2 separate regions of the Homo sapiens genome follow, and region 2 is linked to region 1. Evidence: read pairs that join two places in POLR2A ChIA-PET (ENCODE). Cell type or tissue: GM12878. All regions are shown on one strand. Links, peaks and the distances in the headings refer to the core of each region. The heading gives the core; the rest is flanking DNA.

The links. ChIA-PET counts read pairs that join two places held together with the same protein. Peaks named below come from ENCODE experiments on the same cell type or tissue, not always from the same donor. Only the 100,000 strongest peaks of a DNase experiment are listed, where the experiment ranks them.
Region 2: POLR2A ChIA-PET joins it to region 1 with 7 read pairs; 4 of 35 experiments call an interaction of 5 or more read pairs at or near these places.

The regions. Positions count from the first base shown.
Region 1 is chr4:113,819,062-113,826,726 of GRCh38, reverse strand. No RefSeq gene overlaps it. Among named protein-coding and RNA genes, the nearest start is that of CAMK2D, 61 kb to the right of the region's middle. In GM12878, for the core only: no CTCF peak of the experiment used is centred there; DNase peaks (open chromatin) are centred at 3,316 and 3,996; H3K4me3 peaks cover 446 bases; H3K27ac peaks cover 2,907 bases.
Region 2 is chr4:113,869,748-113,877,412 of GRCh38, reverse strand. LOC105377375 (a long non-coding RNA gene) reads right to left here and starts at 5,667. Exons shown (of 3, transcript XR_939087.3): 1 at 5,591-5,667; 2 at 3,720-3,830; 3 at 328-858. RefSeq lists an enhancer at 7,173-7,332. In GM12878, for the core only: no CTCF peak of the experiment used is centred there; no DNase peak of the experiment used is centred there.

The sequences.
Region 1 (7,665 bases), core at 2,143-6,142:
TATAGGGTTCGTTAAAAGACAGCTACACTGTTGGCATCCTGGCAAGAATAACTGCACACATGGTATCCAAACAAGTACTATTCCAAGTGTGGATAAGCCAAGTGTTACATAATAAGTCAGGGTCATCCAATGTGGGCTGTTCTTGACCATAATCTCTAGATACTGCTCCACAGCTCATTTTTGGAACATCTCAGTGATTTTTTTTACAGCCCGTTTGAATATTCAAAGTAATAGAGCAACAACAAAAAATTTCTAAGAAGTTGATTCCATTCCAATTTTTGTTATTTGAAGCACTTAATCAAATGATTATGTGAAAATTGCTACTTTGAATGAGACTAATTTTAAAAGGAGTCATTCAGTATATGAACTCCTTATGTTGCACCCAGGCATACCTCCTTTGACCTTGAAGTCTGACTAACCAGACGATTTTTTTCTTCTCTATTTAACAAGGATTTCTGAGAACCAGTATACTTTTTTTGGAAGGGAGAGAAAAGGACTTAAAAGCAATTATTTTCCCTCATGATGTAGCTGTCAGTACCAACCATGCAGAACAGGTATCTTTCCGTAATCTTCTCTTTAATAAAAGGTTTTTGTTTTGGCATTGCTTTGTTTATTTGTTTTGTTTTTCCTGCTCAGGTTTGAGATGGAGGAACAAATAAAGGAGAATATTGTGCTTTCCCTCCTCCATCACAATCCTTCTTACCACCTTTGCCTCAAACCCTTTCTATATTCAATCCTCCTAAAGCAACACTGTAATTTGAGAAAGAGAGAGAAAGAACTAGGAAAGAGAAGACAGAAAGTCTTATTAGGAGAGAGAGTGACTGGGATCTCCTGAGAGTTTGCACAGGCTCAGCAGGGAGGGGACAGACCTTGTCTAAGACTTTTAAAATAATTTATCCTTTATAAAAAATATAAAATCCTTTAATGCTGGACTAAAAGTAAGCCTCTTTCTCACAACACCTTTTCTGAAAGAGAGAAGATGTGAAACTTGTCTTCAAATAATTAAAGGGCCATAAGATTCAGAAACATCAGGCCTGCTATTTTTAAGAGACACATATATAACAAGTAACAGAAAGGATAGAGGAAAATGCTTATGAACTGGAAATGGATGGAAATGTAACACAAGCTACTTTTACATTTACAAGTTACATTCCCCTCTGCTGTCCTTCATCTCATTTTCCCACTGGCTTTTCTAACTCATGCCATGGTAAAAAACATGTGTCACATATCAACCTATTCACAAAATAATCTCTCTGCTCTTTAGTTCTAACCACAGTTTCCCTGAAGCCTCTGCAGTGGAGGCTGCTGATTCTTTCAAGTTTCATGAGCCCTGGTTTAAGTTCTCGTTTTCTGTGGCAAATGCTGTTTCCTGCCTTATTCCACCAGTCAAATATAAAAATCTGCTCTTCTTAGATTCAGACTAGACAGCTATGTCAACTTTTGTACTCTGTTATTTTTTAGTGATTGCCCTGCATTTACTAAATGCCCTGCATTACTAAATAGAATGAAACTGGTTCATTCTATTAAGTTGGAAAACTTCAGAGTCATACTATATTGAGAGTTTTTCTCTTATCAGTTGAGGTGTACAGCTTCTAAGGTGAACTCATGATCCCCATTTTCTGGCATTCACATCTTTGTGTAATCCACCCCCCGCCCCAACTTTAATCACAGGGCGAGCCTGTAACTTACTTCTAACCAACAGATTATGGCAAAGATGATGGGATGGCACCCTAGCATATGTCTCCTTGCTGGTTTGATGAAGTAAGAAACCATGTTGGGAAAGCTCATATGGCAAAGAACTTCAGGTGACCTCTGGGAACTGCGAATAGCTTCTAAATGATGAGAATTGACTGTAGGAGCTCAAGGCAGTTTCAGCTCACAACCAACAAGAGGCCAGAGCCCTCAATCCTACAACTGCAAGGAAATTCTTCCAGTAATCCGAGTGAGCTTGGAAATAGATTCCTCAACAGTCAAATCTCAAATGAGAACACACTCCAGCCAACACATTAATTGCAGCACTGTAAGACCCTAAGAAGAGAATCCAGCTAGGCAGTAACTGGACTCATGACTCACAGAAACTGTGAGATAATTAATATCGTCTTAAGCCACTGAATTTGTGATTTGTAACACAGCAATAGATCACTAATGCAATAATTTCCCTTTGCATTTCTTTCACAACTACCCACTCTTACAGCTTTACCCTCCATCTTGTCATGCCCTGCAAACTAAAATGTCTGAAAATTTTAGCTAACATTCTCTATAAACATATTTCCTATTTATTCTTTGACTTCCAAGTTGAAGACTTCCAGTAACTTGGTCTTCCTCAGATATCAATCCCTCTTTTAAAAATAAACAAACAAACAAACAAAAACTTTCACAAGTTTCTGTCTTCATTCTCCATGCATCTTGGACCTGGCTGATCATCTGAATTTTCATTTGATTTGTACCATTGCTTCTCTTATACAATTATCCTTTCCTGTCCTTTCCAAACCAAATCACAAAAATGATAATAGTTGCATTATCAACACCGATCTCTGCATACATGAGCACTATTCAAGGAAGCCACACATTCATATTGACACCTTTACAACTTTAGTATGCAAGAAATTGCTTCTTAATCCCAAACTCTAATTCTGAAATCTTAGCCCCAGACACTTACAACATCCTTAATAGTTTTACTTTAATTGCTCATCTTGCTCTTTGTAAAACAAATGTATTTTTGTAAGAAATATGTAGATTATCCTGATTGCTTCAAATATAGTTTTCTGAGGGATGTTTAAAAAGATATGAATATGCTATTTTGAATTACCCTATTTGGACCTTGTTTTCACTAGTAACCCTGTTTATATTTGATATACAAATTAGCATTCATAGTCTTTATAAAGCCTCATTCGCGATATATTTAAATGCCCTGGAGTTCTTGTTTCTATGATACTTTCACCTTTAACAATGTTTTCCATAAGTTATTCATAAGTATTATTACTCAAAAGAAGATGTTGAATTTAAGACAACAAGTTTGATGCAAAAATGTGAAGACCTATTAGAAGAAGATATTATATATTCAACTTACTATATGTTGTACTATCCAGTTTATTTTTTCCCAAAGAGTATTGTTCAACCAATGTGGAGAAGGATTGATGTGAAAAGGGCAACGATTACTGAAAAGTACTATTTGTTTTGAGTTAGAGAAAAGGCATTAGGTAATAAAAAATCTTTTGAAACTGAATAAAATACTTTTAAGAAAGATATCCTCATAAGATACTTGAAAAGAAGAAGTGATTAGTCATGGTTTTTCAGAGGCATTCAGTGAGTGCGGTCAGTGGGTGAGGAAATTGAACTCTCAGTCTGACTTCTGGACCACTCTTTGACATTTGGCCTATCCTTGCTTAGCTGTACTTTACCCTAAAGAAATAATAATTATATGTGCCCCCACAATATTTTCCAAAATGCTTAACATCCTAAAACAAAGGATTCTAAACAAAAAAGCAACTTGATTATAAATATGGACAGTACTATAAATATCAGAGTTGAATATTTTCTGTCTCCAAGAACAGCTTTATTTAGAAAGTCATTATCTACAGATGGCCAAGAATAAATCTTATTAAGATGTGCATGTTTGACAGCATTAACACCCATCAGAATCCAGAGTATTGCATTCCACTGAAGTGAGAGAATTGATATAGTACTTGTTGCCTATGTTAACAAACAATTCATTGAATAATTAATTAAATGGTTGAGAACATTTTTAACTCGTTAGAGTTTAACTTCCAATGGAACATAATGATCAGTGATATTATTATCATTGATCTGAGCAGTTTAACCCTAAAGCACAAAGATTTTGACCTCCAACTTTCATCTTCTCTCTCCAGTATATCTAAGGCATTTCAGCAACTTGTCAGCAGTCAGTATCACTTTTCTTTTTCTACTTTGAGGGTGGCAACTTTAATTAAGTAGTTTCTCCTCCTACTTTCAGATGCTCTCTGTACAGTAATATTTTACTTGTGATTTTCTCAGCCCTCCTACTCATTCCATTAAAGAGTAAGCCAGGAGCATACTTTCTCTGACTCAAGTTTTTAGTTTCTCCTTTGTTTCTCTTGACAGATAAAGTTCCCTTATTATATGTAACACCTATGGTAATTGCCATTGCTCAAAAAAAAAAAAATCTGTAAACTCTTTTCTAAATGTTATGAAGACATGCAGAAAGAAAAGTTCTTCACAAAATACAGATATTACTTCTATTTTTTTTTCCAGCATTCTCTGAGGGGAAAAAAATGTAGAAAGCTTTTCACCCTGATGTCTCATTAATTCTGACAACACCCTTAGAGGCAGAGAAGTGGCGAGAGCCATTATTCTTGTTACAGTGGAGAAAACGCTGAAAAACCCAAAGAGGCTAGAGATCTTGTTGAAGGTGACACACAGTTATTGGGAACCTGCAGGGAAAAAAATATACACACAAACTTTAGGCTTCTGACTCCCAGGTATTTCAGTCCGCTCTTGAGTCTGCACATAGGTATCTCTTTATAAAGTCTCCTTTAATTTGAAATGGTACAAGTAATTAATTGTGTGGCAAAAACATGTGGAGTGACTCAAAACCTAGAAAAATCCCAAACAACACCAGACAAACCCCTGCATGTCCAAACCTGCCAGTATGAAATATCACATTTCTAAGCAAATATTCAAGGCATCTTAATGTAATGGGATGCCAAATACTAAGCACTGGGTTGCTAAGAATTTCTCCCCTCCTCCTGGTGTGCTATCATTCATTCGGAGGCTGGAAACCTGAAAGCTACATTTCCCCAGACTCCTTTGCAGTTGGTGTTCTAAGTGCAAACTAGGTGCTGACAATAAGGTGTACTTATGCAAAATTTGGAAGACAGAAGTGAGGAGGAGACCATCTCTAGGTTTCATAGTTTGCCGTTCCTAGCAAACATGGTGATGGACATGTTTAGTGCTTTGCCAGTCCAGCTGTACATTGAGGTGTCCAGCGCCAAGCTTCCTATCCTAGCAGCAGCAGTAGTTGTCACTTTCCAGCCCATAGATCACAGCTAAATGTTTCTGTGTCCTGCTTATGGGACATAAATGGTGCAACTAGGATAATCACAGACTTCAGAAAGGCTCAGAGTTAGGATACAGCTGCCTTTGCCCTTTATTCACTTTCTAGTTATTAGCAACTTAATTTCCCTGGTTAGGGAAAGAGAGCTTAGCTTTCTTCTCTGTAAAATAAGAATACCACTACTTACTTTGGAGGGTTAGGGTGAATCTACCTGGAAGCATCAAGCATAGTACCTTAGCTCATTCTATCTTTACCGTCCTATCTTTGCCAAAAGCCCCAAAAAAGCAGAAATGTTATCTGTTTGGTTCACCACTCCATATATGATAGGTACTCAATAAATATCTGTTTAATAAATAAATACTCCCATCAGATGTGGATGTAGGGGAGAGGTCATGTTTAAACATGGCTCACTGGAATCTGTCCATCTTGTTACTGCGTTTGTGAGTTTGTGAAGGGGATAATTTAGAGACTGACAGATGCTTCAGTGAAGTACACTATATTTATTCCCTATCTGGCAAATATTTAGTTCTTAGTACATGGCATCTTCTCATCATCTATAGCATCACTACCATAATCATCATCAATGGAGTGCTTTTTCCATTTTTTTAAATGGTGTTTCCCCGCACCCAATGCTCCAAATTTCTAATAACCACGTGAAGAGGTGTGTGGGTTTTTTTTTTTGTTTGCTTGCTTGTTTTATCTTCTAGGATTACAAATTATTCACCTAACTCTCAAATCTTGTCATGCTTAAGCCCTAGAGCTAATTTTTCCTGAGCCTGTCCTGCCCTAGTTAGGTCTAGAATATACATTAAATTTACTTTACTGAAAACCACAAAATAGCTCAGAACATATTAGAAATATGAGGACTATATTACAGGATTATAAGTTATCTCAAAGAACAAGGCTGCTGAATGCAACACAGCTTCTAGAAGGACTAAAATCCATGAATGTAAAGCCAACAGGGATCATGAGAGTTTTATCTCTTTCTGTGTCCTTCATTCTTCTGTCTCTGCAGACTGGACTTCTGGACTTCCCAGATGATGTGGCAGAATTTGGTTTCCAGCAGCTCCTAGTGTTCATGTTATAGCTCCAGATACACAGAAACCAAATCCCTCTCTAGTTCCCAGTTTCAAATTCCTAGAAAAAAGTTCTAACTGGCCATTCTTGGATCTGGGCACACGTGTATTGAACTTTAAAACTGCACAAGGGCAGCAACTGCATGTGTTTTGATCACCTATTACACAGTGCACATAGCAGATGTTCAATATATTTTTATTGCATGAGAACTCTGGCCAAGGAAGTGGGATTATATACAAACATGGTTGCCAGGAGTCTACCCTTGTGGATTGAGTCTGGAATGCAGTTAAGATTGCCTTCGTGAACTGGACTGACCTTCCAAAATTCTCCCTTTATACTTACTCCATAATTTGGCTTCTGTTTCCTCTTCAACTTTCAATCACTCTCTTCCTCACTCCTCACAATCCAGCTACAGTAGTTCACTGTCTGTCCCATATGACAACATTTATTTTCCTATATCCAAGTTTTTCTAGTTTCGGTTTAGGCTGGAATGCACTTCCACTGGCCTTTTCTGTAGCAGCATATTCTCATCTTTTAACTGTATTCTCACCTTTACTCACATCTTTCAACATCACCATCTCACCTAATCATCCTACCATAAATGGCTTCCCCCAGTTACTCTCTGTCTTACCATGCTGTTAATTTTCTTCATAGATAGCATTACCATAATCAATAAATATCCTATATATTAATTTGTTCTTTGTATTTACTCTCTCTCCTATTTCATAAACTTAAGGATGGTAAACATCTCATCTCTCTTGGTCACAGTTCTCACCCCAATGTCTAGCACAGTGTCTGTAAAACTGTAGGGCTCCACAATCATTTGTTATCAATCTGGCAAGACATCAGGCTCTACCCATGTCTGGTCACTCTTGAGTTATCACTGAAGGGATAGTAGTTAAGCATGAGAATAAAATCTGAATACTTGAATTTATATCCTAGATCTACCATTCAATAGTCAAGTGGCTTTATTTAAAATCAGTAACCTTCTGATTCCACATTATAAAATGGCAAAATGATACTAATGCTAGCTAACTTTTCAATGGGATTATTTAAGGATCAAATAATATATTACATAAAATTATTTCATGATTGGAAAATGGAACATAATGTTACTTATAGTATAGCTATTAATAGTATTGTAACATTAATTTCTTAAAATTGAACTTTGAAGAGATAGAACAGCTGAACAGACCAATAATGGTTTAGGAGATTGAATCAGTAATAAAAATTATCTCATCAAAGAAAAGCCCAGGACCTTATGGATTCATCGCTGAATTCAACCAAACATTTTATGAAGAAATAATACCAATTCTCAAACTATTTCAATAATTGAATAGAGAAATCTTCCAAACTTAGTCTGTGAGGCCTGCGTTATCCTGATACCAAAACAAGAACAGAATACAAAAAAAAAGAAAAAGAAAACTATATGCCAATATCCCTGATGAACATATATGTAAAAATCCTCCACAAAATACTAGCAAAATGAATCCAACAGCACATTCAAAAGATCACTCGCCATGACCAAGTGGGAT
Region 2 (7,665 bases), core at 1,929-5,928, 51 kb before region 1:
AAGCCTGGTAAAATAGCCAGTGTCCCCACTTGTGTTCTGTTACAAAAGAAAACAGATTCTTATTGAACTTATGCAAATAACTATATTGCCATAAGTTAAGAATAGTCACAAATAGTTTCCAAATTCTAAAGAAATCAGGTAGAAAGAAACATGCTCCAAATTTGCTTATAGGAATATATAGTAGTTAATTGTTAAAAGATATAACTAGTTCAACAGGAAAAAAGTTTTCTTGACTCTGAAAACCAAAACAAAAAGGATCAGCAGAATTTCAGGAAATTTATAAAAAGATTATTTCGATTTTCTATTAGTTTAGTCCATGCAATTAACTCTTGTTCCACTCAATATTTATTAACATGTAACATCTCCAGGAAAGTCTTAGAAGTTTTTTCCTCTATTCTAATAGTCCAATCTCCAAAGTTATCAGAGACTTGCTTTCAAGAACACCTGTCAGAGTTCTATAGCTGATTATAAACTGCCTTTTGAAAAGAATCAAAACAAGATAACAATTGTCTGTGGATGGCAAAAGTCTTAGGATAGCCATGACTAATGACACAATCAACAAGAAAATCTGGTAATCAGGCCGGGCGTGGTGGCACACGCCTGTAATCCCAGCACTTTGGAAGGCTGAGGCAGACGGATCACCTGAAGTCAGGAGTTTGAGACCAGCCTGGCCAACATGGTGAAACCCCATCTCTACTAAAAATACAAAAATTAGTGGGGTGTGGTGGTGCATGCCTGCAACCCCAGCTACTTGGAAGGCTGAGGCACGAGAATCACTTGAACCTGGGAGACAGAGGTTGCAGTGAGCCGAGATTGCGCTATTGCACTCCAGCTTGGGCAACAAGAGCAAAACTCCATCTAAAAAAAAAAAAAAAAGAAATCTGGTAATCTCTGTGGCACACAATAATTTAACATAACAATCACAATTATTAATAACATATAGTGAGGCATATCAGAATTATAGGAATCTCATATAATTTTCAAATACATATTAACACATTTATAGGAATATAATCTAATGAAGGTTAAACAACATTTTTTATTTAACAATGTTTCTTATATGGGTTTAATATACCAAATGAGCCAAAAATATCTCTTTTGGACCTAAAAGTACCCAATGCTTAATTTGATCTTGAAAAGTTTGTCAGATATCAAAAGGTTTAAAACACTTGATAACACAGAACAGAATCCCAGGCTACTATAAGCCATTTATTTAGCCAAAGTGATAACTCTAAAAATTTTTTAAGCCAAAAACCTGTACTCATTGATAGAGGGGAGACTCAGCTTTCCAAACAATAAGACCCAATAAAGACAGCATGAGGCCAGTTGAATTTATTTCCTCCTCTCTCTTTTTTCTATAGTTATTTAAAAGGTAAAGAAAAATCTTTTGTTTTCCATTTTAGGCGATTAGTCTGTTGACTACCTGTTCCCTGTCCTAAGCAATTGTCAGCGAGGCAAGTCTAATTTGTATATCTAAAGGGACAACTCTTAGGTGAAATAAGATAGAGAATTTATATTTTAATCAAACCAAGAAAATATGGTTTGAGTAAAAGTTCATGTGAGATCGCCAGGAAAAGCAGATACTCTTACGCATGGAGAGTTGTCAAGAATCCCATTTTTACACTGAATCTTGGGTCCCAAAAAAGAGACACATACTATGGGATGGGACATTGCAACACTTTCACAGTGTATTTCATTGCAAGGACATTTCTCCAAGGCTGGTGGGCAACCCAACTGCAATCAGCCCACTCTGTAATCAGCCCATCCCCCATTCTATACCTTCTAGGTGCTCAAGAGCATGTTTTTCTTATCTAAATGCACAAAGAAAGGAGTACCGGCTTGTAGTAGTAGCTACTCACTATAAACAATTGCCATTAGACATTTTTAAAAGTATATCTCTTATTTAGCTATTACAAATTAAGGTTTTTTTTTAAATAATGCAAAGTAATTTCTGATGCCCACAAAAGTCAAAGAGGTCGGGTAACACAATGCAGTGCAAAACACAGCAGAGCCTTAGGTTTTGAGAGGGATCTGTCCACTTAGAATTATTTGGGTTCCATGAGGAAAACAGATTTCTCCCAAAACAGGGCCTGTGAGACCTCCTCTGTTTTTCCCAAGGCTGTCAGAAATTACCTTAGGTCCTCTCATGTGAACTTGAGGGTAGCAAGAGGACAGACAAAAGTAAATGGAGAAACAATTCAGTCAACTGAGAAGAAAAAATATATATATAATATATATATAATATATATTCAAAAAACAAGATCCAAGAAGAGAAAAAACATAACGGCCTTTTAAGTATGCATATAGCTTTGATATCCCCTTTTAATTAAGCTCACTTCTAAGCATAGAGCTCTTTTATTTAAAAATTCTTTTAAATCTTTTATTACGAGACTTTGGCTGGGACAAACAGCTGACACCTCTAGCTTTTAAGCCTTTTGTTTTCCTAAAGGTATTTTCCTGAGTGAAACCAATAAGCCTTAAGTAAGGTTATGACTTAACCACAGAATCACAGGTTGTCTCCAAAAAGATGGCAAGTGGTTTTTACAAGAGCTAGAATTGCCCCAAAGATAACTCAGAGAAAGAAAAATTCAAGAGACAAATTCAGAAGCTGTTCATGGAGGAGAAAAGAATCAATAAGTATTAAAGGTTACATAATTATCAAAACAAAAAGAACCTATTCCTTAAGCTGAGAATTGAACCAAGGCCACACACCTCATGAAAGGGCAAGGTCTATAGCTACTGAGCTACAGCATATGGCAGTTGCCACTGCTCTTCCCAGAAGGAGCCTAGAGCAGTCATGTTTTAGGTTGCAAAATATTTTTAACTGCTCAATATAACTTTTTACTTTCTAAAAAATTTTGCATTTCACTCTGTTGACCAGGATGCTCAAGATCATTTTAAAGGCTAGCTATGACATTATTACACGTCCTTCTTTTATTTTAAACCATTTTTTCTTTAATTGTTGAGAATAAGAGATCTCTGAAGTCCTTTTTTTCTGTTGATGGTGTACTTAGTTCCAATAGTGAGTGAATCCAAAAGCCTTTTGAAGTTCAGATAGTAATTTTAGAGGTTTTTACTATATAAGCAAAAGGTATATCTAGAGGGAGTAAAGGAGGCATCTACATGGTTCCCAAGAATTCATTCTCAGAAATGACCTAAGACAGCAAAAGACAACTAAAGCCACATAGAAATGGGACCATTTAAGACAAAACTCACCCAAGGGCATGACACATTCAGGACAAAGAGTGTGCTGATGCAGCTCAGACTCCAAGTCCTTTCAGGCTAGCTGCCTGACATGAACCTGAAAATTCCAGCCCTCCAGATGGTAGAGACCAGGAGAGGTACCCCCACATGGTCACAAGGTCAAGCTCCCAAGGACGTAAAACAAGATGAGAGGGAAACCTCATCTGGCTTTTTTTTAAGGGACCAACAGCAAAGTTTGTAGCTGACCAGTCTGCAGGGCTGGCTTGCAACAGAAGGCTTACAGAGGGCCTAGGCTCGTATTTTATCCTATGGGGCCACACTTTATGACAGAACAACACAGAAAGACAAATTTATATAGCTCAAAGTACACAAGATTTGCTACAGCTGAAGACTAGTCTCACAAATCCCTTTTCCCATTAATCAAAACCTTGCAGGGGAGACAAACAGTGATTTTCACATTTCATCAACTGGTTTACACAGAGAGGCCAGGAGTCTGGCTGGTAAGAAATGTTTACCTTTTCTGGCATGTCAGGTTTTAGGGTTCCCTCTCTCTGCAGCTTCTGGAAGAGCAGAGTGGATTTTGATGACCCTGCTCCCTGTGCCATAGCTGTGGGGGCCAAGCCATGCTACAAAAAAAAAAAAAAAAAAAAAAAAAGCACATCTTTTTCTGTTTTATGGAATCATAGGCAAAAGTCTCTCACTTTTTACAAGATGCCACCCAACAGGAGGCATAGGGGAATATGTTGTCAAATCAAACAGGGAAAAATGGATTAGGAAGTCAGTAGCTCAAACTCTGGAACCATGTGCTGTCAATTCTCCCCTCAAAAGGCAGCACCCACAGTCCATAGGATAATATGCCCGAAAAGATAGACAACAGAAAAGCCCACAGGCTTCCCTTCCCCGTAGGTGTGGGAAAGGGAGGAAAAGCGCTTAGCAGACTTAAAGATGACAGTCCTACCAGCTGAACCAATCAGCCATTGCAATCTGTCCTGCACAGGTGTCTATTCAATTTGAGCTGATGAAGTTAATGAAAAGTGAAGGAAAAGTAGGAGGAAAGAGGAAGGAAAAAGACACAACAAATAGGGGACAGGAGAAGAGAGAAGCATTGTCTGGCAGTCTCGGGGAGGCAAGAAGAAAACTCACCAGTTGTGGCAATGCTGAATCAAAGATTCAGGTGACCACCTGTCACCCATGAAGGAGGCAGGCACACCCCGCCATCATGCTGGCTCACAAGCCTCCTCCTTGGAGAAAAATGCTCACCACGTCCTATAATCCCGTCATGGTTGCCAGAGAACCTGTTACAGACCACAGGCTCTTTGGCTCCCATGTAACAGAAGTTAACACAGGGCCAAGCAGATTTCCCAGACAAGATTTTTATTTTGGGACTTGTGGTTGAGCAAAAGGGAGACAGCAGAGGTGAGGTGGAAGGATCCTCTGGCTGGCTCTCTGAAAAAGCCTAAAATCTGCAAGAGGTATTTTTTTATTTTTATTAAGCAAAGCACAGGAATTGACATCAGGGGTAAAGTATGCAGGCTGAGCTGGGCAAAGCACATGAGAAGTAGGGTATGCAGGTCAGCGCATCTTGTTGCTATGGTTTTCTTGAGTAATGGGCTACCTGGTGGTCTGGCCAGCAGCAATAAGGCTATACATCAATTGTTCAGCATTCCTTCCCAAGGTGGGACACTTCACAAGATTCATTCAATGTTTAGTTCTCCTAAAGCCAATTTCTGGAATTCTTTAAGTGAAAGGCATGGTTAACCATTATGAAAGCACAGAATGGCAGCTATTTCCTATGTGTGACTAAAGCCTGGGGTTAGTGGGCATAGCATCAGTGAGATAGTGGTGCGGGTTTTGTGAAGAGAAGAAGAAGAAAAAAAAAAACTACATGAAAAAGGAGTAGTATCCCATCCTATTCTATCTCCAGTAGATTATAAAATAGACAGACAGAAATGGATACTTTTCTTACTGTTAGTACCATTATATTTGTAACCTGAATCTGCTATATACAATTATGTCATAAATTTTGTAAAGTCTTAAAATTCTAATGAAAATTTTAAAATCTGCTGAGTCCATTTAAATTACATTCAAGGGCAAGGAACAACAACCGTAATAGAAAAATTTAACATGCAAACATTTAAGTGCTTATTCAACTACAAGAATTCTATGGATAGACAGAAGTGAGGAAAGCATGGTAGTTCAGGGATGTCATTAGCAATGTCATTAGCATTGGCTCTGGCTCTCTCTCTCTCTCTCTTCTCCACTATCCTTAACTTATAGGTCTTCATCCTCGTGCTTTTCATTTCTTGATCATAAAATTGCTGCTGCATTTGCAACAATCCTGTTTCAGGAAGGAGAAAAAGAAAGGAGCAAAAAGAAAAAAAGGTACCTGCCCATCAGCTCTGTGCCTCAGAAGCTCCTCTCCTCATTAGCCAGATCTGGTTCACACAACATTTCAGTTACCTCCTATTGTATAACAAAACACCACAATACTTAATGGTGAGGACTAAAATCTGACCTTTTCTTCTCTTGCCAAAATTCCCATCTAAGGGGCCTAGAAGGTATTGCCCTACAAATCACAAAATCTCATTAGATGTTTATTATTAATCACATATAATGTGGCTTGCTTTCCAACCTGACTCTGGTGTAGCATCACATGATAGATAGCAAATCCTGAAGGAAATCAAAATATTTCATCCCAAAATACTTTTATTTGATGTATTTAGAAATAACTACCACAGGGCCAACAAATTGAAATGGCCCTGCAAAGTCATATTTTGTGGGAGAAATTTGCATCTGTAGAGAATCTCCATTAATGCAGGCAGGTCTATCCTTTCTAGGCCTTTCCTGGATCTAGGAGAGATTAACTGTGAGTCTTACACCTTTAAGGCTTGAAAAGAGATATTTCCCATCTATTCTCACCCAGGGCTGCTACCTGAGAGGCTTTATCTACATAAGAAAAACCTTAACTCAAGCATTCCTTTCTACCGAATCCAAGTCTTTGGACAATAGTTTAACTCTCTCAATCAACTGTCAACTAAAGAATCCCTAAAACCCACCTATGACTTACAAGTTGCCCACTACACAACCCCCAACTCCACACTGAGATGTCCCACCTCACCCTGCAGAATCTTCCACATATAAATCCAAACTATAACCTGACTACCTCAGATACACTTTCCCAGGACCCCTTGAGGTTGTATAACCCCAGGCCATGGTCACTCATACTGGCTCAGAATAAGCCTCTTGACATCTATTTTGGCAGAATTTCGTTTTATTTCATCATCAATGGCTTTATAAAAGAAGAAAATAGCAAACAATTCTTTCATTTGCATACATTTCACTAGGAAAGGCCAGAGGATCTAAGACGGCTTCATCTATAAATCTGCCATTCAACTGGGATGGCTAGAATAACTGGGAGTTGTCTGGACCTCTCTACTTTATGATCTTTCTTCCTCCAAGATTTTTGTCTCTGTCCCCATGGACTTTTTTCTAGCCAGTAGCTGGAATTCTTTACATGATGGGTGGCTTCTAAGAGAGTGACAAACGGAAGCTGCAAAGTCTCTAAAAACCAAACACCGCATATTCTCACTCATAGGCGGGAATTGAACAATGAGATCACATGGACACAGGAAGGGGAACATCACACTCTGGGGACTGTTGTGGGGTGGGGGGAGGGGGGAGGGATAGCATTGGGAGATATACCTAATGCTAGATGACGAGTTAGTGGGTGCAGCACACCAGCATGGCACATGTATACATATGTAACTAACCTGCACAATGTGCACATGTACCCTAAAACTTAAAGTATAATAATAAAAGAAAAAAAAGAAAAAAAAAAGAAAAAAAAAAAAACTTGGTAAATTAAAAAAAAAAAAAAGATCTAGGTCCAGGCGTCAACCAATATCACTTCAACACAGTCCACTGGTCAAAATGAGTCACACAACCAGCCTATGTTAGTCTGTTTTCACAATGCTATAAATAAATACCTGAGTTTCAATTGACTCACAGTTCCACATGGCTGGGCGGGCCCCAGGAAACTTACAATTATAGCAGAAGGCAAAGGGACTTTCTTCACATGGCATCAGAGAGAGAAGAGTGGAAGAGCAAAGGGGGAAGAGCCCCTTATAAAACCATCAGATCTCATGAGAACTCACTCACTGTCATGAGAACAGCATGGAGGAAACTGCCTCCACGATACAATCACCTCCCATGAGGTCTTTCCCTTAACCACAACTGAAGATGAGATTTGGGTGGGGACACAAAGCCAAACCATATCACAGCCCAAATTCAAGGGCAGAGGAAAACAGACTTTGCCTCTTCATAGAAGGAGAGGCATACATATACAGGGATGGAAGGACTTACTCATGGCTGTCTTTGCAAATAATCCACCACACGTACATATTCTATTCCAATTGCTGTTCAGAAAAAGTTTTAGTAGATCAAAGAATGGTCACAACAGCA